Regions from separate parts of the Homo sapiens genome. Here all the other regions are linked to region 3. Evidence: chromatin loops called from intact Hi-C (ENCODE). Cell type or tissue: heart left ventricle. All regions are shown on one strand. Each heading gives the region's core, and the rest is flanking DNA. Links, peaks and the distances in the headings are about the cores only. Region 1 overlaps SYNE2 (spectrin repeat containing nuclear envelope protein 2). Region 2 overlaps SYNE2 (spectrin repeat containing nuclear envelope protein 2). Region 3 holds the start of ESR2 (estrogen receptor 2). Region 4 overlaps SYNE2 (spectrin repeat containing nuclear envelope protein 2).

Region 1 (5,184 bases), core at 185-5,184, 260 kb after region 3:
TGTCGGAATTGTGGGAGTTACAATTCAGGATGAGATTTGGGTGGGGACACAGCCAAACCATATCAATAACAGACACACATTACTGACCACACAGATTTAAAGTGATATAATTTTCTGTATTAAGAAAATAATTTAAAGCCCAACCTCTATCCCTTTTCATCTCTTCCTCTCCAGAACCACTGTTCTAAAGTCTATACACACACTTTTATACTTTCACTACATATGTTAGTATTCATATAACATTGCTTTATGGGTTTTTAATTCTTACTGAAATAGAATCATGGATGTATCATGTCATAACTTGTTTTTTTCCACTCAGCAGTAGGTTTGGAGGTTTATCCATGTTAACAGATTATACATCTAGTTCATTATACTGAATGAATGAAAATGAATTTTTCATCTGTTAGACTACTGTGGAAAACAATATTGTTTCCAACTTTTCATATAATAGATAGTGCTGTGATATATACCCTTGTATGATTCTTCTTGTGCATGTGTGGAGTTCCTTAAGATATCTATGTAGAGTAAAAATTACTGGTAGTAGTGTGCTTCCTTTGATTCTCAATAGATAGTTATTGATTTATCCTCCACATTGAATTACTGTTTATATTCCTACCAGCATAGTGATATTTTCACTATTTTCTTTTCTTTTTTCTTTTTTTTTTTTTAAGAAAGGGTCTTGCTCTGTCACCCAGGCTGGAGTGCAGTGGTGTGAACATGGTTCACTGCAGCCTCAATCTCCTGGGTTCAACTGATTCTCCTGTTTCAGCCTCCCAAGTTGGTGGGACCACAGGCACACACCACCACACCCAACTAATTTAAAAAATTTTTTTCTAGAGATCGGGTCTTCTATGCTGCTCAGGCTGGTCTGGAACTCCTGGGCTCAAGCAATCCTCCTGCCTCAGCCTCCCAAAGTGCTGAGATTACAGGCATGAGCCAGAGCACCTGGCCTGAGCTACTCTTCATATGTTCATTGGACATACGAGTCCTGCCTTCTGCGAACTGCTTTTGCATATCCACTGTCCATTTTTTATTGTGTTGTTAGTGATTTGGGGCTATTTTTTTGTATTCTGGATATTAATCTTCTAATAGTTACATGCATTGTCATTATCTTTCAGTAGATTGTCTTTAAATTTTGTGTATGATGTCTTTTGTTGAACAAAAGCATACTGTTTTAATCTAGTCAAAATTTGTCTCTCTTTTCCTGTTTAGGCTTGTGGTTTTAGGGCCTGTTTAACAAAGTCTTCTATGCCCCAAGATCACAAAAATGTTCCCTTATATTCTCTTGTAAAGATTTAAATATTTTCTCTTCACATTTAAGCTTTTCTTTAATATATTTTTGTTTGAAGTTTGAGATAGATAAACTTTCAGTCTTTGTCTCAAAATGTATTTTGCCTCATTCTAGAATGATAATTCAGCTAGGTTGACAGCTATTTTCTCTTAGGTTGACAGTTCCTTGAAGAACTTATTTGCACTGCCTTCTGACTTTCCATGTTGAGAAATTTATTATTGACATACTTGTTTTATTAGAGGTAATCTTTTTTCTCTAGTTGCCTTTAAGATTCTTCTTTTTGGCTCTGGTGTTTTACTATTTTAAGTACAATGCATTTAGATAAGAATTTATTTTTATTTAGTCTGTTCAAGGCTCTCTGTTCTTCTTGAAACAAGATTCATATTTTTCCTCAATTTTGGAAAATTCTAAGTTTTGCCTTTCCTCCAATCTCTCTATTCTCTCCTCCTAAAGCTCTTATCAGAAATGTGTTCAATCATTGCAGTATAGCCTCTGGCTCTCTTAAAACTCCCTCCTATTTTCTGCCATATATATATATATGGCAGAAATATATACACATATATATATTTCTGAAAATATTTCAGAAAATATATACATATATATGTATATACATATATATATATATATATTTTTAACCTCACTTCTACAGTAGGGGATATGTCTCTTTATAGATGTTGGATTTTGTGATAATTTTCTCAGTCATATATTCTAACTAAGTCTCTTCAGACTATGTCAAATTTGCTGCTTAATTTGGCCAAAGCAATCTACATTTAATGACTTTTTTTGTTGTTTGTTGAAGTCCCTTATGATTATTTTTCAAATCCGTCCTTTTGTTCTCAAAGTACTGTATTCTTTCCTTATGATTTCAATTTCTTCTTTTTTTAATTACTAATCATTTTAAACACGTTATGGTAAAATATCTTTCAGATTGCTGCATTATCTCACTTTCTTAGGGTATTCTCTCATTTGATGTGATGAGTACTCCTCCTTGTGGTAGAGTGTTCCTTTGTGCTATTTATTTATTCATTCATTCTTACTAATTATTTGTTATCAGACTTTACTTTTTTTAACCTACTTGTGGGAATCTCTTTGGCCTGACTGGTAGGTAAGTAAGTAGATAGACAGACAGATTAGAGACTGATTGTCATGTTAATTTCTTGGCTAGACCTGCTCCACAATGCAATTAGTATAAATTTAGACTCAAAACCTGCTTAAGACATAGGGTTGATTTAGGTTTCTCATGCAAGACCTCTTATTTCCATGTGTAACTGGAAAAAGAAGCTTCATAGTCCTTCTCTGGCTTGAGATTTTCCTGGTCTACTTTTCCCCAAAGGTACAAGCTTTTCAAGGGCCCGTGTCTATTCTGGAGTATCTATCAATGAACAGCCTCTCTTTGAGCCCTTATAAATTCTAAGCCCCTGGATATCTCATTCTTTCCCTTCTCCCATGCTCCTAAAATTTCCCTACTTAAAACAGAAATTATACTTAGCATAAACTCAAGACAAAGTATAATTTTAAAGAGTGTACTAAAGCCTACATATTGAGCTTCTGAGCATAAATAAAATGTTCAAAGTTAATAATAAATTTAAAGTGGAAAATGACCATTCTATCAAAGCATGGTTGGGCTACATGGCCAACAACGTCTACTCTTTTTTTAAAATGTTGCTTTTTCTCAAACATGTATCTTTCCTTTCATTTGGGTCTGTTTGGAAAAGAATAGGAGGTGAGAAGAATATCATGAACTCCTCCTAAGGGCAGGACCACGACATTTTGATCTTTACATCCCCTGACTCACAAAGTGAACATTCCACTTCAGCATTGAAAACACTGAGCTCTAAATGACTGAGCATGGTCTCCAGCTTGGCCAACATGTTAGCACAGTCACAAGAGGCAAGTCAGTAACCTTCACTATCCCTTTTCCCATTCAGGGGCTATGGCCCATGGCTATGGTAACTTTGTGACAGGCAGAAACCTAAATCCAATACTTGTAACCTGGCAACAATGGGGCAGAGTGTCATACCAGCTCTAAAGGATGTATTTCTTTTTTCTCTAAAGCTTTACAATATAAAGCAGTGAAAAACAACTCTTGCATAAGCATACATCATCACCATTAGAGACAAAACCAAAAGCCAGATCAACACAGTCTCAGAGGCTGCCAATTTCTTAGTATAACATCTAAAATGTTAATGTGACTCGTAAGGCACAGCCAGCCACACCTACCTCTCAGGCCTCATCTCTGTCACTCTCCTCTGCCATCTGCCTCCTATGTTGCAGCCACCGTGCCCCAGTCAGCTTCTGAAATTCCTCACGCTCTCTCCCATCAAAAGAGGAGACAGTGCTCTCCCTCTCCCTCTCCCTCTCCCTCTCCCCACGGTCTCCCTCTCCCTCTCTTTCCACGGTCTCCCTCTGATGCCGAGCCGAAGCTGGACTGTACTGCTGCCATCTGGGCTCACTGCAACCTCCCTGCCTGATTCTCCTGCCTCAGCCTGCTGAATGCCTGCGATTGCAGGCGCCCGCCGCCACGCCTGACTGGTTTTCGTATTTTTTTGATGGAGACCGGGTTTCGCTGTGTTGGCCGGGCTGGTCTCCAGCTCCTAACCGCCGAGTGATCCACCAGCCTCGGCCTCCCGAGGTGCCGGGATTGCAGACGGAGTCTAGTTCACTCGGTGCTCAATGGTGCCCAGGCTGGAGTGCAGTGGCGTGATCTCGGCTCGCTACAACCTCCACCTCCCAGCCGCCTGCCTTGGCCTCCCAAAGTGCCAAGATTGCAGCCTCTGCCAAGCCGCCACCCCGTCTGGGAAGTGAGGAGTGTCTCTGCCGGGCCGCCCATCGTCTGGGAGGTGAGGAGCCCCTCTGCCTGGCTGCCCAGTCTGGAAAGTGAGGAGCGTCTCTGCCCGGCCGCCATCTCATCTAGGAAGTGAGGAGCGCCTCTTCCCGGCCCCCATCCCATCTAGGAAGTGAGGAGCGCCTCTTCCCGGCCGCCATCCTGTCTAGGAAGTGAGGAGCGTCTCTGCCCGGCCGCCCATCGTCTGAGATGTGGGGAGCGTCTCTGCCCCGCCGCCCCGTCTGGGATGTGAGGAGCGCCTCTGCCCGGCCGGGACCCCGTCTGGGAGATGAGGAGCATCTCTGCCCGGCCGCCCCGTCTGAGAAGTGAGGAGACCCTCCGCCTGGCAACTGCCCCGTCTGAGAAGTGAGGAGCCCCTCCGCCTGGCAGCCACCCCGTCTGGGAAGTGAGGAGCGTCTCCGCCCGGCAGCCGCCCCGTCCGGGAGGGAGGTGGGGGGGTCAGCCCCCCGCCCGGCCAGCCGCCCGGTCCGGGAGGGAGGTTGGGGGTCAGCCCCCCGCCCGGCCAGCCGCCCCGTCCGGGAGGGAGGTGGGGGTGTCAGCCCCCCGCCCAGCCAGCCGCCCCGTCCGGGAGGTGAGGGGCGCCTCTGCCCGGCCGCCCCTACTGGGAAGTGAGAGGCCCCTCTGCCCGGCCAGCCGCCCCGTCCGGGAGGGAGGTGCGGGGCGCCTCTGCCCGGCCGCCCCTACTGGGAAGTGAGGGGCCCCTCTGCCCGGCCACCACCCTGTCTGGGAGGTGTACCCAACAGCTCATTGAGAACGGGCCATGATGACAATGGCGGTTTTGTGGAATAGAAAGGGGGGAAAGGTGGGGAAAAGATTGAGAAATCGGATGGTTGCCGTGTCTGTGTAGAAAGAAGTAGACATGGGAGACTTTTCAGTTTGTTCTGTACTAAGAAAAATTCTTTTGCCTTGGGATCCTGTAGATCTGTGACCTTACCCCCAACCCTGTGCTCTCTGAAACATGTGCTGTGTCCACTCAGGGTTAAATGGATTAAGGGCGGTGCAAGATGTGCTTTGTTAAACAGATACTTGAAGGCAGCATGCTCGTTAA
Region 2 (5,341 bases), core at 96-5,095, 95 kb after region 3:
CAGTATTCACACAGTTTCACAAAAAGCTACATGAATGTGGGAGGGAGCACTCAAGAGACAGATATAAGAACATGGAAAGGTGGTCAGTTTTCTCTGGAAAAAGCAAACCAATGTTATGGAATGTGAGCACGTGAAAACACATAGATATACGGGGAAGGCCTCAGTCAGTGCATATCGCGGACACCGTACTCTTGCAAGAGCTCATTTCTGATTGTCCCACCTGCTGCTCAGCGAGCCTCTTCTGGATCTCTTGATCATCGCAGACATCATAAACAACAGGCTTGGAAAGCTCAGACTCAATTCGAGCCAACCAGGTGCGAAGGTTGCTCATGTTTTTGTCCAACTGCTGAATAAAAGCAAAGGTCTCCTTCAGCTTCTTCACCCTACACATATTTGCAGAAAAACAAAACGAAACAAAAAAAAACCAGTGATGGAAAACAAAAGCCCAATACTTAGTGGTGGAAGAATGTGCCAGTAAGAGCATTGCAGGGTAAAAAAGAATCTATTTTGCTTTGATTTTATATCAGAACAACTCTCATGTCACCAGATACGAGTTCTCAGAGAATATGTGAAGCTTTGCAAGGCTGTTGCCTCTGTTGATTTTCAAAAGGACTGAGAGTTAATCCACCCATGCAAATGGAAGTCCTATCATTCCCAGAGTGAGAGCCCCTGAGACCCAGTTCATCTTCCTGGGGCTCCAGAGGTGAGAAGATATGCCATTTTTTCCTAAGTGAAAATAACCACTCCTGACTTCTGCCCAGTTTCTGCCGTGGGTATGCCTGAGACTGCAGCAGCCGGTGATCTACCCTGGGAGATTAAAGATGTTACACGCCTGGTTCACTTGGTGGTATTTGGTCCACAAGGCCTCTCATGGGACCCTCCTCTCTGAGTAAGCAGAGAACATGTGCCAAGCCCTACCGCTTCAGTATGAGGGGTTCACCCAGCCGTATACATTGAACCAGCCCATGCGGGTAGATTATGGGGCATCTCTGTCCGTCTAAAAGGGAGGGGGCAAAGGAAATCTGCACGCAAGCGCAGTTCTAAATGTGATCTCCCTCGCCAGTCTGCCTCAGCTCCCATCCGGCCCAACTCGGCGTGGAGCAGATTTGAAAGCACACGCATGGCATGAGTACAACTTGGCGTGCACGTCCACATGCTGTCAAGGGGACGTGATGTAGCTGTTGGGGGAAAACAATCTTTTTCTGACATATATACTAAAATAAAATGCTCCAATAAACCGCTTTCCTTAAAGTCCTAAAGCAGAGCGAGGTGAGCCAGGATCTGTCCTGGCGTTCTGTGGGATTTGTAGTTAATTTCAGACATTTAAAAGTAATGGCTCCAATGGAAAGTTCCCACTTATCAATACTTACGTTGGGAGATGCTGTCAGAACTGCACCCCATAGCTGGGAGCACTAGAGAGATAAATGGGTGCACTGACCCTAACTCTCAGGAAGCATTGTGCTCCATGCCACCATCACCTCTTACTTGACCGAACAACCTCCTCTCAGCCCCCTAGACTTCCTGCCCACCTTTGGTTCTGTAGCCAAAGTGTAAGTAAGTTCTAGAAGGCAAGTCTGATCCACGCTCAAAGCCTTCAATAGTCCCTGCCCTACCCTGAAAAACCGGTTCAGCCCCTTGATCTCTGTACCTCAAGCATTCAGGGGCCACTCTGCCTCTAACCTTGCACTCTCTCAGACACTGTGCACCCACCAGGACAGGGAGTGCCATGGCCAGGCTGCAGCCGGCCAGTTTCCGCCGCACTCACAGCACCTCCCACAGGGCCTGGTGGGCAGGAAGCTCTCCACAAATGCTTGGTGAATGGACAAATACGGACAGGCACTTCCATGGGACTGACTTCTAGTTCCATTACCAGCTACTTTTAAGATTTAGTGAAAGTCCTTTCACCTCAGCCCCCTTATTTCAAGTACACCCGCAAAGCTGCTTAAGCTTCAGGGAAGTGGTAGCATCGGGTGAGGTGAGGGCCGGAACTCCAGAGGCAAGCAGACCTGGGCCCAAGTTCCATTCTCCCATCTAAGAGCTCTGCACCCTGCAATGTACCTAACCGCTGACTCTGAGTTTCTTCATGATCTGTAAAATTATCCACCTTGCAGGTGGCGGTGAGCTTGAAATAAGAGGCTGCATGTAAAGTCAGCTGCACAGAGTGAATGCTGGACCACATGATGCTACAATCACGCTTTATTTACAAGGCATTGGACCTCACAAAGTTCTTTCATCAGTGTTTTATTCTCAAGGGCAAGCTTGGAAGAAGGACATGTGGTCTGGAGGTGGAAGAACACAGACTCTGTGGTCAGGGCCTGGGTTTGCGTCCTGGCCATGTTTAATGCCATCTATAAAATGGTGTTAACAGTAGTACCTTCCTTCACTGGGTAGCTGAGGGGACTGAATGAGATATAACATGTGAAAGGCAGAATGCCTCGGAGATAAATGCCCAGCAACTTACAGTTGTGATAAGTTTCAAGGAGCCATGTTTTCCAAATTACATTCTTACTGCAAACACCACAAGGATACGTTCCCTTCAAAGCCACAGATGATTTATTAAAAAGAAAGTAACAGAATCCAGGACCAGGCCTGGATACAGCTGTAACCTAGATCCTGCCTTCATTCCTATGGCTTCAGAGGTACACCCTCCTCACCCCAGTATCTTGCCACCTTGATTGCCCTGGTTCCAAAAAGAACACTCCAGACAACTACCAGGGTAGCTGAGAACCCCTGGCACTGTGGGACAAGGAGTCCTCCAGGCAGTTCCTGAGGGACTGCCCTCCTGGAAGGCTCTGCTGGAGAAGAGGCCCAGCCACGAGAGCTTCCCGGGGGTGGGGGAAGGGCTCAGGCTCGTGACCTCTGCACAGCTCTCCTGCCCTCCCCACTTCTCCCTCTTCCCAGAATGAAATCTCCCACGGCCTTCATCTAGCCCCTGACCCTATTCCACCCTAAGAATCTCAGCCTCTTTCTTATTTTGAAAAGAAGAGGGCTAGAATCCAAGTATTTATTTATATATATTTTTCTTTTTCCTTGTTTCCTCTCTTCTAACTTAAAGCAATTAACACACCGGAAGAATTCAACTGGTTAAATGAAAGGAGCTAACTAGCAACACAACAGCCTGGGTACAGATCCACAGGACTGTGGTGATCTTGAACTGTTAACCCTGGGGGTTAGGTGTGCAACACGCAGAGGGGGTATGGAGAAGGTGGGGGAATAATTTGCTTGGTTTCCCCAGGGCTGTGGTATCCAAAATGGGGTGCTCAGAACAAACCAATGGGGTGTAGGAATAAAATATGAGACTGTCTACTGTCATCCCATTCTTTTAAAATTTCTACAATGTGTATGCTTTAAAATTATAAACTTAATTATTAAAATAAAACATCTATATCCCACGCTGATGGCCACATGTGCTAGGCCTGTTGTGCTCCATGTTAGCAACTCATGTACTTTTTTTTTTTTTTTTTTTTTTTGAGACAGAGTCTCTATCGCCTACGCTGGAGTGCAGTGCTGCGACATGGGCTCGCTGCAACCTCCGCCTCCCAGGTTCAAGTGATTCTCCTGCCTCAGACTCCTGAGTAGCTGGGATTACAGGCACCTGCCACCATGCTCAGCTAATTTTTGTATTTTTACTAGAGACAGGGTTTCCCCATGTTGGCCAGGCTGGTCTCGAACTCCTGACCTCAAGTGATCCACCTGCCTCAACCTCCCAAAGCGCTAGGATTACAGGCATCATTTCCTCTTCATAACAATGCTAGGAGATAGGTAGTATTATTATCCCTACTTGACAGATGAGGAAACCGAGGCACAGAGAGTAAAGAGCTTGCCCAAGTCACATGGTCAATAGCGGAAGCAGGATTCTAACCTGGGTAGTCTGGTCTGGAGCTGCTGTTCTTAAGCACTACCCATCCTCTCACATAATCCCACACACACTAACATGCACATACTGGAGATACAGGATCATTTTGCTGCAGTCAGAGAACATGACCAGAAGTCTGGACTCATAGCTCAGGATACACTGAGGGGTAGGAGCTGATATAGTAGATGCTACAACCTGGGCTCTTAGCAGGTGCCTGGGGAGGAGGCTGGAAGGCTCAATACATGCTGCCCACGTTTCCCCTCCATGATTTTCTTTCAGTAAACACTTAACCATTTGCCTTGTCTTGGATCCTGCACAGACCCTGAGGATTCAGAGATAGCTGGAAGATAGGACTTCTTCCCAGAGAGGTCATCACCTAATTTAGATGTAATGTTGACACTGTAATACAACATAGGAGTTGCTCAATAATAGCTGTTGAAGGAGTAAATGATGTTCACTCATACCTTCCAATTTGTCTGATTTGTCTTCTTCATAAAGAGGTGGCCAAATTAGATTTTTAAAGAAAAGAGGTAAAGACCAGAGCATATCAGAGCCCTTCTGCCACAAAGCAGTGTGCTGCCAGCCTAGGAGCCACTCGTGCTCCTCAGCCCTGGTTTCACACAGGGCCAATGAAGCAGTGACGGACATTCACATCACAGGCATACTTAGTGCAAGTTAAAGAGGGGGGGAAGGTGGGAGGGAAGGAAAAGAAGGTCACCAAGTGACAAAGCACTCATCCAGCCAGGATTTAGCCGGTATATCCCAAACTCCATCCAGAGGCCTAATACCTCCAAATGCCTGGGAATCTAAATGTTGTTCCTCTGATCATCAGGTAACAACTTACCCTGGGACTCATCAGGTGCACTGCTGAGCGTGTATCGTTCTGTTCTGTACAGACACTGTAATCTAATTATCACCTGTCCCAGGTCAGGAAGTATTTGTCTTTTGCCAACCCAGGCAACTGACCTCCACATTGTTGGGCCTTGTTAACACTACTCTTGAAAAATTTAAAATCTCAAGTTAATATCTGGAAATGAGAAAACCTATTCAGAAACCAGACTGCTGGCACACAGAAGCAACCACAACACTGCCTGACATCAACCACCTGAGCGCTTTGCTGCCGTGGCCACCATCTCTGCACTTGCCCAGGTTTTGACCCAGGTGCTCTTAACATTTCTCACATAGACATTTCAACAAATAACCTTTCTCCAGGAAAAAGCAGCATGATTTCCTGAATTAAATTCCAGTTATGAGAATCAGAAAAACAAAATTTTTAGGTACAAAAGCGAAGTCTTCCACCTGCATAGGCTCTTTATTGGGAGACCTGAACAAAAGCAAAATGTTTTCTATGAAACCAAACAAAAGAATTATGCCTAAGAGCCGCTTTAAATTAGAAGAGTTCTTTTGCAGTGATTATGGGTAAAAATGCAGAAAACAATCAAGGCAAATAAAGTTTTTCTTTTAACTAGCAATGGATGAGAATAT
Region 3 (5,341 bases), core at 212-5,211:
AACAATCCAAAGGCACCCTTTGGCATGACACCCTTCTAGACATCTGTAGCATTCCTCCTTTCCCTCCACTTTTCCTATTAGCTTTTGCTTTCTTGCCTTTTACAGGGTTTTGTTTTGCCTCTTGGTAGTTTCTTTCCTACGGAAAATTCTCCCTCTGATCTTTCCAAGTCAAAGGCTTCAGCAAACATTTGTTGAACGCGTGGATTGTGCTAGGTGGGTGTTATGGACCATGGAGAATGCTAGAGATGTAAGACATGCGCTGTCCAATCGCAGCGCAGGTTGTGTTGACAGGTAAGATGAGGGCTGTGGGGGAGCCAATGTGCACGTTCCACTGGGCTAATGTGCTCTTCACCTTATTTAGGCTCTTGGCTTTGGGATGTGTAAGACTTTGCTAGACAGAGAAGGGGTGGGGTGAGAAGATGAGGAAGGTGCACCTTTTATGGAGAGGCTTTCCTTCCTCTTCACAGCAAACCATACCTGTACTACATTGACTTCCTTTGCTTTCCCAGGTGACATCTAGCTCATGCTGCAAGCTCATCTTGTTAATCATAAATGCTAGTAAGTTAATATTACCCATCATATATAACATGACTTAATTTTAACAATTCAATGCTTTATCCCCAAAAGATGACTTAATGGTGACAATTTCAATCCCCATTGTAGGATATTTTGGAGACAGGCAGTCCTTTCAATGTCATATGTGGGTGCTTCCTTAGGCAGGTCAGGGGTGAGGTGGAAATGAGGCTGGGACCCTGCTCACTTATATAGCAGGCATCGTTCTCAATACCAGGCTTCAGGGGGCTTTTTGGTCTAGCCATTGGTATGAACTGCCTCAAGAATAATCCCTTCATCATTGTGGTCACAATTCAGGTAGAATTGGAATAATCATCCTCTCCACTCTGCATTAAACCAGGCAAAGTTTCCATCTCTGGGTACCATTGTCTTTCTTGATGGACAGGGTGAGTCAGAAGGAAACTTACTCACTCCCATTCATTTTCTGCTTATTATTTCCTGCAGTGAGGTTTCCTTGTATAATAAACAGCTTCTGTGGGTGTTTGAGCTGCTCTGAAAAGAGAACATGCTGTTCCTGTGTGTAGAATGCCTTCTGAAGGAAGCATCACAGTGAACACAGAGCAGAAGCTTGGCACACAGGTGGCAGAAGTTTGTCTGCAGTGTTCTGCATAGAGCAGAGAGTCAAGCCATTTTCATTCTGATTGATTGGAGGCATGGTATGGAGGTAAATGGGTCCTTGGCCTCTCTCCTGGATTCAAGTCCTTCTTAGCCACTGATAGGTCATGTGACCATAGGGAGGTTGTTTAACCTTCCTGAACATTCATTTTCTCAAGTATAAAATGGGGGTAATAGAATTTGCCTTATAGGCTTGCGTATAAAATAAGAATTATTGAGAGAAAGCGGGGCATAAATGTCCAATAAGCGGTAGCTGTCTATGAAGCCACTGTTGTTACTGGGTTCCTTTCTCACTAGGTGGCTTCAGGTAGCTGACAGAAGCTCTGTGAGCCTCAATTTCCTCACTGGAAAAGTGGAGTCAATATCTCACTGAGCTGGTGTGAGGATTAAATGAGATGCTGTGCAGGTGCTTAGCACAGCGTCAGGTATGATGTTAATATTGATAGATGCATTTTCTTCACCCTCACCTATCTTTTTCTGCCTGTTGGCTTATGGTTGAAATTCCTTCATGACGGTTTCCATTTCCAGAGATATCTTGTTAACAAGTATATACCACCAAATGAAGCTGATTTTTTTTTTTTTTTTTTTTTTTGAGACAGAGTCTCGCTCTGTCGCCCAGGCTGGAATGCAGTGGCGCGATCTTGGCTCACTGCAACCTCCGCCTCCCATGTTCAAGCGATTCTCCTGCCTCAGCCTCCTGAGTAGCTGGGATTACTGGCATGTGCCACCACGTCCAGCCAATTTTTGTATTTTTAGTAGAGACGAGGTTTCACCATGTTGGTCAGGCTGGTCTCAAACTCCTGACCTCGTGATCCACCTGCCTCGGCCTCCCAAAGTGCTGAGATTATAGGTGTGAGCCACCATGCCTGGCCATGAAGCTGATTTTTTTAAACCATCATTTAACATTTTCTCCATAAGGTGGCAAGGAGGAAGAGCATATGGGGACTGGGTACTTTGAGAGACCCCAGGACAGGAGACAGGGAGGCTGAGATTGGCATGTTGTCTGCTGCAGTTATTTGCCAGCGACACACTCTTCCCGTCCAAACTAACTTCTCTGCCTCAAGGACAGGGAGACTCTGCCTTTCAACCTGAGAGAAACCAGGACTCTCAGCTTTAATGAAAATTGGACTTAGGGTGGGGCAGTGGAGACTTTTCACAGCTATTGTTTAGCTGATGAAGCAGATGCTTCTCCATCTTTGGAGCCTGTCTTCATTACCTGTGGACCTCATCTTTATCAACCCAGAGCACACTTGCGTCTCTCTATTTTGGCTAAACACCAAACAGCTGAGGCTGGTACTGTAAAACTTTCCCTCCAAATGCCCCCCCTCGTCTTCCTCTATTAGAGATCTGGATCACAACCCTCAAAAACCATGTCCCTTATGCCACCTGAGTAGATGGTTTGATGATTAATTAGGCACAGATGTGACACTGGGGGGTTCTCACAATGGCCTGTGGGTCACATGCTACTTTCCTTTTCATTTTCATCAGCAACAGCTGCCTTAAAGCCAGTTAAGACTGTGGTCCTAGTCTCGCACCCTGGGGCTCCTGCTGGGGTGGGTGAGGGGAACACCCCATTAAGCTGGGGGAACTGGGGCTGCCACCAGGGGGCGCGAGGGGCCTTCGCCCGAGAAGAGGGGTGGGCAGGTGCCTCCAGCGGAGAAGGGCGCCGTGGCCGGAGGCACAGGTCTCCCCGGTGCCACTTCAAGTGAGTTCGAGGAAGTACCTGGGATCTTTGATCTAACGCGAAAGGCCTTCCCAGTGACCTCTTGAGAGCTGAGAACCCACTCCCTCCACCTCTAGTCCACGGCTTTGCCACTCCAGGGCCCGAGGTTACGTTTGCTGCTGGGGATTTGACAAACCCAAAGCCTCTCTGGTTTCACCACTGGCTCCTTAGAATCAGACATCTGTTCTGAATGACACTTATGTGAGTCAGGGGCTGAGGACGTGATCCTCGAAGTGTGGTCCCCAGACTGGCTGTATCAGTGTCGGCATCCCCCAGGACCTGGTTGGAAATGCATATTCTCAGGCCCTACTCCAGACCTCTTAAATCTGAGACTGGGGCTGCGGGGAGCGCCATCTGTGCGCCACTATCCTTGTGGGTGGACCAGGAGTCGGTTCGAGGGTGCTCCCACTTAGAGGTCACGCGCGGCGTCGGGCGTTCCTGAGACCGTCGGGCTCCCTGGCTCGGTCACGTGGGCTCAGGCACTACTCCCCTCTACCCTCCTCTCGGTCTTTAAAAGGAAGAAGGGGCTTATCGTTAAGTCGCTTGTGATCTTTTCAGTTTCTCCAGCTGCTGGCTTTTTGGACACCCACTCCCCCGCCAGGAGGCAGTTGCAAGCGCGGAGGCTGCGAGAAATAACTGCCTCTTGAAACTTGCAGGGCGAAGAGCAGGCGGCGAGCGCTGGGCCGGGGAGGGACCACCCGAGCTGCGACGGGCTCTGGGGCTGCGGGGCAGGGCTGGCGCCCGGAGCCTGAGCTGCAGGAGGTGCGCTCGCTTTCCTCAACAGGTGGCGGCGGGGCGCGCGCCGGGAGACCCCCCCTAATGCGGGAAAAGCACGTGTCCGCATTTTAGAGAAGGCAAGGCCGGTGTGTTTATCTGCAAGGTAAGCGCCCCTTCGCTCGAGGTGTGGTTTAATTGTCTCATTTTGTTTGAAATCCTGCGGTGAGAAACCAGTCGTGTTGAGAACAATAAAAGACCAAAAAACGATCACCAAAACCAACTGTCCTGAAAGCTACTGGAAAGTTGGAAAATGCATGCTTTGATTAAATGTCTTCATTCAAGACACTGGCAAGTTAACTTATTTAGTTTGTGCCGTGAGCTCTGGGTTGATTGTGCTAATATGAATAACTGAAAAACATTTTATTTCCCTATGGTTTTCCTCGATGGACTTCCCCACTATGGGTGAAATGACAATGGAGTTGAATACACTTTCTGATTGAACTTTGAGGGCCTGGGAAGATGTACACGTCTCAGGCAAGATGATAGGGGTTTTAAAATGTATTAATTGGCATTCCTTAGCCATGTCAGCAAGCTGCGTTCCTCCTTTCCTGGGCAGACCAAGCTAAGCTCTAACTGGTCTCCTTTATTTGCTGAAGAGGAGTCCAACAACTGCCCTCTAACACCCTGCGTGTTATTCTTATTGGAAGGACAATATTAAGTCAAGTGAATGTCATTTTTGTGAAAAAACTTTGAGTGGACTTCTATTTAGGAAGATAAGGTTGATTTAATTTTACTCGCTGTTTAAAAAGCAGGATTGTGTTTTGGTGTGGTAGGCAACATTTTGGAGGACAGACTTTGCCTTATTTTGTTATATTTCTAGTATTTACATGGGCATTCCATTAGAAAGTTTTACTTTTGCTCTAAGTTTCGTAACTCGGTGTCTAGTGAGGGGAAACATGTTTGTAATTTAAAAAGTGAACATGTGAAAGGAAAGGCTTTTCTGAGAGTGTTGTAAAACAAATGTAACGTGACTATGAAAAGAACATGATTAACATCTTTGACTCCTATTTTTTCTGAAGAAAATGTATTTTGATATGAGTTCTAGAAGAAGGAAACTATAAGGATCTGTTCATCAACAGGCATTAGAGTATACACCGTAGGATTGCATTTTACGTTCAAGCATTTTTTTAGATGAATTTCTGAAACATTCTTATTTTAAAAGCCATCAGATGCTTGTTAACACTTAAGTCTTGCTCAAGACATAGAAGTTTCTGAAATCAATTAACATGTTTAGGACACATTTCGTAGTGTTCTGAGGGATGTGAATAAATCTAATCACAGTTTACATTTCTTAATGTATTTATAATTCAGAAAAGGTAGAATTTAGTAGTAAATTCAACTCATAACCATATAATTAACATTTAATAGATATTGATATGTTCACTTTTAAGAATAAGAAGGAAATTTTCTATAAGTGTATGTTGAACACATAATAATTCAAAATTCATGTGATAATTTTAGGTGATGCTTTGAGTCGTTTTATAGAATATAAATATGGATAAAATATAAAATACTGAAGGCTGAACTCAAAGTGTTTAATGATAAGTTTTTGATAATACATCTAGAAACCTTGAGAATTGTATGCTTGAACGTTAGATTTCATAATTCAGTGTCTAGCACATTGTTTTATATGCAATAGCACTTTAAAAAAAT
Region 4 (5,341 bases), core at 191-5,190, 140 kb after region 3:
TGGCTGTCCCTTACCCCATCTGTTGGGCTGACTTGGCCTTGGTTTTCCAAATGGGCTTTGTACCCACCTTTATGTCCTGCAGGGCTGGGGGCAGGATCTCTGCCAGGTTGTTTCCAGACATGCTGATGTTTGCGAGCTGTTGAAACTTTGCTTCCTGCTGCTTCAGCCTTGCGGCAGCTTCACCATGAGCATTGCTATAGGCCTTCCAGAGCTGGAGCAGACTCTGGGCCTTCTGCAACTGGTCTGCAATGGCTTGGTTCACCTGAGTCCACCTGTCAGTGCAACGCAAATAACATAACCCTCATTCTCTCCTTTCTCTTGTAGCGAAAGTACAATGCACACACTCTACTGGTAAGTTACTAGCAGATGGATCATTAAGAAGACACTGTTAAATGGTTTTTAAAATTAGTGGCATCACCATTATAGAAACCATTATATAAAAATAAATCCAAATTAGGCTATTTACTTGACTTTATAATATTGCACAAAAACTACAAAATGTATGATTGGCAACAAATACCTATGATGTTATGAATGTTTCACTCTCTTTTTTTAAGAGAGGGGAGTGATGAAGGGAGCTCAAACTTTTTTTTTTTTTTTTTTGTAGAGACAGGGCCTTGATATGTTGCCCAGGATGGTCTCAAACTCTGCAGCTCAAGTAATCCTCCAACCTCAAGCAATCCTCCTGCCTCAGCCTCCCAAAGTGTTGGGATTATAGGTGTGAGCCATGGTGCGCCCCGCCTATGAATGTCTCTTTGGCAAAGATGGAGAAAACACTGAACTGTATGCCTGATAAAATGACTCCACATGAAGAGGCTCCCAGTTTATAGAGATATGCTATCTTTAAACAGGTTTTAACTTTGTATTTATATCAAATAAAATTTATTATCTGTTTACACAAATGTTCCTTACATAGAAGTGGAAATAAAGGAAATTGTTTTATTATTCCATATACAGACTCTAGTATCTTGCCTTTCTTCCCTACTTTTTTTTTTTTTCTGAAACAGGGTCTTGCTCTGTTGCCCAGGCTGGAGTGCAGTGGTGCAATCTCAGCTCACTGTAGCCTTGACCTCCTGGGCTTAAGTGATCCTCCCATCTCAGCCCCCACAAGTAGCTAGGACCACAGGTGCATGCCACCACGCCTGGCTAATTTTTGTTTTTTTGTAGAGATGGGGTTTCACCATGCTACCCAGGCTGGTCTTGAACTCCTGGACTCAAGTGATCTACCCACCTCGGCCTCCCAAAGTGCTGGGATTACAGGCATGAGCCACTATGCCTGGCCCATTTAACTTTTAAAAAATATTTTCCCCACGTTAGTAATAAAAGAAAATAAGTAAACCTCATTTTAAGTGGCTGTACAAATGGTCTGTGGGTTTTTTTTTCTTTGTTTCCTTAGTTTAATTGCTAAATTCCTTAGTTTAATTCCTGTTTAGTATGGATAGTTAAGATATTTGTAATTTTTGCTATTATGATAATGCTCAGATACAGTTTTATTCAAAAGGCTTTTTTTCTGTATTTCAAGATATTAGTCTTAGACTAGATTTCTGGGAGAATTACAGAGTCAAAGAATATAAAGATGTAAATATTTGTAAGGCTTTGGGAATAAATGGTCAATCTCCTTTCTGAAAGCATTATATTTACATTCTAACATGAAATACATGAGAATGTTTGCTCCACAATATCCTCAACAATATCCTCGACCCTGCTGATTAAAGAATCAAAGGTGGAAAATAGCACACTGCTTTACTTTTATGCATTTCAAAAATCTTATCAGAACTGTCTTTTAAAATAAGATTTTCCCTAATTATAAATACAACATATATTCACTGTCAAAAAGCAAACAAAATCCCTCCAGATATTTTTCTTTTTATCTATCTATCCTACCTACTTACCAATCCATGAGGAAGTTAAAAAATGCTTGACATCTCATTTATCTAGAGGTAACTACTATTAGCATTTTAGTGTTCTTCTCTTCAGTCTTTTTGTTATGCATGTTTTTCAACATGCCTTCCAACATATTCTTGTGCCAACAAGTGAATGTGTACGTGCAGCGTAACAACTGAGTTCCTTTACCAACAGACTGCCCTGCCATACGTTTTGACGGTAGCCCTGATATTGTATGTGGAGTCAGATGCATTTGCAGGTTCCTCTTAGTCTGTCTCCTCCCCGTCTTCCAATAAAGACTGGATCAAGAGCTAAGGGCACCACTGCAGGGTATATAATTTGGGGTCCCTTGTTCATTACTTGTTCGAAGTTGATTTACAAGAGAGGCTGAAACTGCATACAGGAATAATCAGGAAGGACACTTAAGATAGCATAACTCTTCATCCCTATCTCTAATCAATTGGTTGGAGGCCAACTTTTATATCCCACTCATCAAAATAAAAGCCCTGCAATTAACTAGGGCCACACTCCTTAAAGGGAGCTTTCATATCCCACCATAAGTAGTTCATCAAAGAATTCCTTCCAAACCCACAAATGCCCTCCGCAACAGATACTCTAACATCCCCTTTCTTCCACCTTATAATGTTTCCAGTGATGTTTGAACACCCCCTGCAGGATGCCCATCTGGCCCACTCCTTTGTCTGTTTCTGCCTCTGACTTTGGTGTTTCCGAGATCGAACTTGACATTTGGTCTATACTGTCTGTAAGTGAGTACACTGGGGTTGTTATTAGGCCATTTCTAGACTAATTATACCAAACACTTGTACAAGGGATGTCACAGCCCTCATGACATAGAATCTTACATAGACTAGATTCATCAAAGCAGAAGAGACCAGAACAGTAGGAAACCAGTCATCTCAGAGGAGGAAGAAGACTTTACAATGCCTATGCCCCCTCATTCTTCACAAGTCATTAAGATAAAGATATCTATCATTCAAATTATATCTGAAAGCATACCTTTTATGAGTATTTTGGCATTTCTCTTCGATTATTTCAGCAACAGAGGGGCAGAGACCTTTGAGTTTGCCGATAACCTCCTGGAGTTTCTCCCAACTCCCTTCACTGCTCTCAGCTTCATCTTGCAGAGACTAAGAGACACAAACAAGAAATTTAAGTTTCAGAATGGCCTGGCTACTTCCAAAGAAGGTGGCAGCTTCTCAACACTTGCTACTATGTAGCAATAACACTCAAATCTTACAGCTCTGATAAACTATTAGGAATGTGAAGAAAACAATGGAGAAGGCATTCTTTATTTGAGGCTGAACTTTTAAGTACTAAGTAATATAAAGTACTTAGCACTTAGGCATACTGAAAAAAAAAAGGCCACTCAAAAACCAAAACCTTAAATTGTGAAATAATATGGACATGGAAAATAAAGGAAGATTCAACATTTTCAACTCAAAATTCAAACATTTTACAATGTTTTACTGATTTGGCTCATGTGACTTATTTTGGAATTTCCAGTTATTCTTTTGAAACTGCTATTTAACATGCTTTGTGCTTCTCTGTGGGAGGGCACAAACACAGTTATGCCCGTTACTGTGCTTCCTCCCATTTGTAATTTCCTGCCAATAATGCACCATGCCAAGCTCTGGTTAATTTACCTGAAGGTTCTCCACCTGGCATCTCAAGGTCTCCAATGATAACACCACAGGCTTGCTGTGTTCCATGCAGTACCAGAATCGGATTGTCATCATATTCACTTCATCATAGAGTTGATCATAAATCTTCCACTCCTGTAAAACTGACTGCATGGAGGTTTTGAGCTGATTGACCTAGACAAAAAGTGGAAACGTACTGATTTAGAAAATCACTGAGAAGACATGCTCTCCAACAGATCTACCATTGTGTCCAATTTAGGCATTTCAATTTGAGAGTATTGAAGGATCACCAGTGATTAACTGAAGGTGGAAAGGGTAGGTCAATGCATAAGAACATATCAGAGAAGGCTGTTTTATAATGAGTGAATGAAAAAGAGCCCAAAGATCAGAAGGATCAGCACTGAAGGAGTTCAGACTAGGAAGAGACAGCCCAGGGAAAGAACACTGGGTGAGTATTAGAATTTGTGAGTGCAAGGTTCAGTTATATTCTATTAGCTTTCTGACCTTGGGCAACTTATTGGACCCTAGAGTCAGTTTCCTCATCCACAAAACAGAGATAATAATTGAAAACACAAATAAAATAGTGTCTGTGAAAATGCTCTGACAACAGCACAACATTATAAATGTAAGATGTTACCTGGCACTTAAGTCTGATTATTACTACAGAGCAAGCACCAATTGGAGAGGAACATGCTCTACCAAAATGATGGGCAAGTGCAAAGCAGGAGGCAAGCAATGGTGAATGTATTTTGTCCACTGGTATGTTCTGATAATGATGAAAAAAGTCCAAGCATTCTGTTGCATATCCAAAATGATCTCAGATACAATCAAGAGTATGTAAAGAAAACTTACAAATCAATATTAAAGACAGATAAACTAACTAAAAACTGGGCAAAGGAAGTGACTAAACATTTCCCCAAAGAACATATATAATGGTCAATAAACATATGAAAAGACACTGAACATATACAGTCATTAAGGAAACCTAAATCAAAACCACAATGAGATATTATTTCACATCCACTTTGATGGCCATAATCAAAAAGTCAGATAATAATGTGTTGGTGACGATGTGGAAAAACTGGAATCCTCATACATTGCTGGTGGGAATGTAAAATGGTACAGTCACTGTGGAAAACAGCTAGATAGTTCCTCAAAAAATTAAATAGAGTTGCCATATGACCTAACAATTGTACTCTTATACACACAAGAGAATTAAAAGCGTATGTTCACATAAAAACCTGACACAAATGTTCATAGCAGCACGATTCATGAGAGCCTAAAAATGGAAACAACCCACATGTTCATCAACTGATGGAGAGGTAAACTAAATATGGTATATCCATACAATGGAATATTAGCCATAAAAATAAATGAAGTACTGTAAATACTACAACACCGATGATCTTGAAAACATTATGCTTAGTGAAGGAAGCCAGACCCAAAAGGCTATATAGCATATGATTCTATTTATATAAAACGTCCAGAATAGGTAAATCCATAAGAAGGTAGACTAGTGGCTGCCAGGGACTGGAGAAGGGGAAAAGTGGGGAGTGACTGCCAATGGGTATGGAGGTTTCTTTTTGAGGTAATGAAAATGTTCTGTAATGAGATAGTGGTGATGGCTGTGTATCTCTGTTAATATACTAAACATCACTGAACTATACCTTAGAAGGTGAATTTTATGGTATGTGAATTATATCTCAATTTTTAAAAAGGATCTGGGTTGAAATGGAATGTGATCACTATAGTGGCTCCACAGGCCATCTTTATGGGTAGTGTGATGTGAGTTTTGG

What was found. A loop is a pair of places that touch in the nucleus more often than their neighbours do. Peaks named below come from ENCODE experiments on the same cell type or tissue, not always from the same donor. Only the 100,000 strongest peaks of a DNase experiment are listed, where the experiment ranks them.
Region 1: a loop joins it to region 3, with 3 times the contacts of the local background. A loop is called at or near these places in 25 of 110 quality-filtered maps.
Region 2: a loop joins it to region 3, with 2.3 times the contacts of the local background. A loop is called at or near these places in 3 of 110 quality-filtered maps.
Region 4: it touches region 3 in a loop (5-fold over the local background); 28 of 110 quality-filtered maps call a loop at or near these places.

The regions. Positions count from the first base shown.
Region 1 is chr14:64,037,334-64,042,517 of GRCh38, reverse strand. All of the region lies in intron 45 of SYNE2 (spectrin repeat containing nuclear envelope protein 2), which reads right to left. Among named protein-coding and RNA genes, the nearest start is that of MIR548H1, 55 kb to the left of the region's middle. RefSeq lists an enhancer at 4,768-5,184. In heart left ventricle, for the core only: a CTCF peak has its summit at 2,288; no DNase peak of the experiment used is centred there.
Region 2 is chr14:64,197,843-64,203,183 of GRCh38, reverse strand. It overlaps SYNE2 (spectrin repeat containing nuclear envelope protein 2), which reads right to left. Exons shown (of 116, transcript NM_182914.3): 100 at 221-383. Among named protein-coding and RNA genes, the nearest start is that of ESR2, 94 kb to the left of the region's middle. In heart left ventricle, for the core only: no CTCF peak of the experiment used is centred there; a DNase peak (open chromatin) is centred at 2,823; H3K4me3 peaks cover 554 bases; H3K27ac peaks cover 2,921 bases.
Region 3 is chr14:64,292,483-64,297,823 of GRCh38, reverse strand. ESR2 (estrogen receptor 2) reads left to right here and starts at 3,453. Exons shown (of 9, transcript NM_001437.3): 1 at 3,453-3,791. In heart left ventricle, for the core only: a CTCF peak has its summit at 2,791 (motif pointing right); DNase peaks (open chromatin) are centred at 2,803, 3,323 and 3,453; H3K4me3 peaks cover 1,377 bases; H3K27me3 peaks cover 1,300 bases.
Region 4 is chr14:64,157,003-64,162,343 of GRCh38, reverse strand. It overlaps SYNE2 (spectrin repeat containing nuclear envelope protein 2), which reads right to left. Exons shown (of 116, transcript NM_182914.3): 86 at 3,549-3,719; 87 at 2,902-3,032; 88 at 68-272. Among named protein-coding and RNA genes, the nearest start is that of MIR548H1, 65 kb to the right of the region's middle. In heart left ventricle, for the core only: a CTCF peak has its summit at 2,547; no DNase peak of the experiment used is centred there.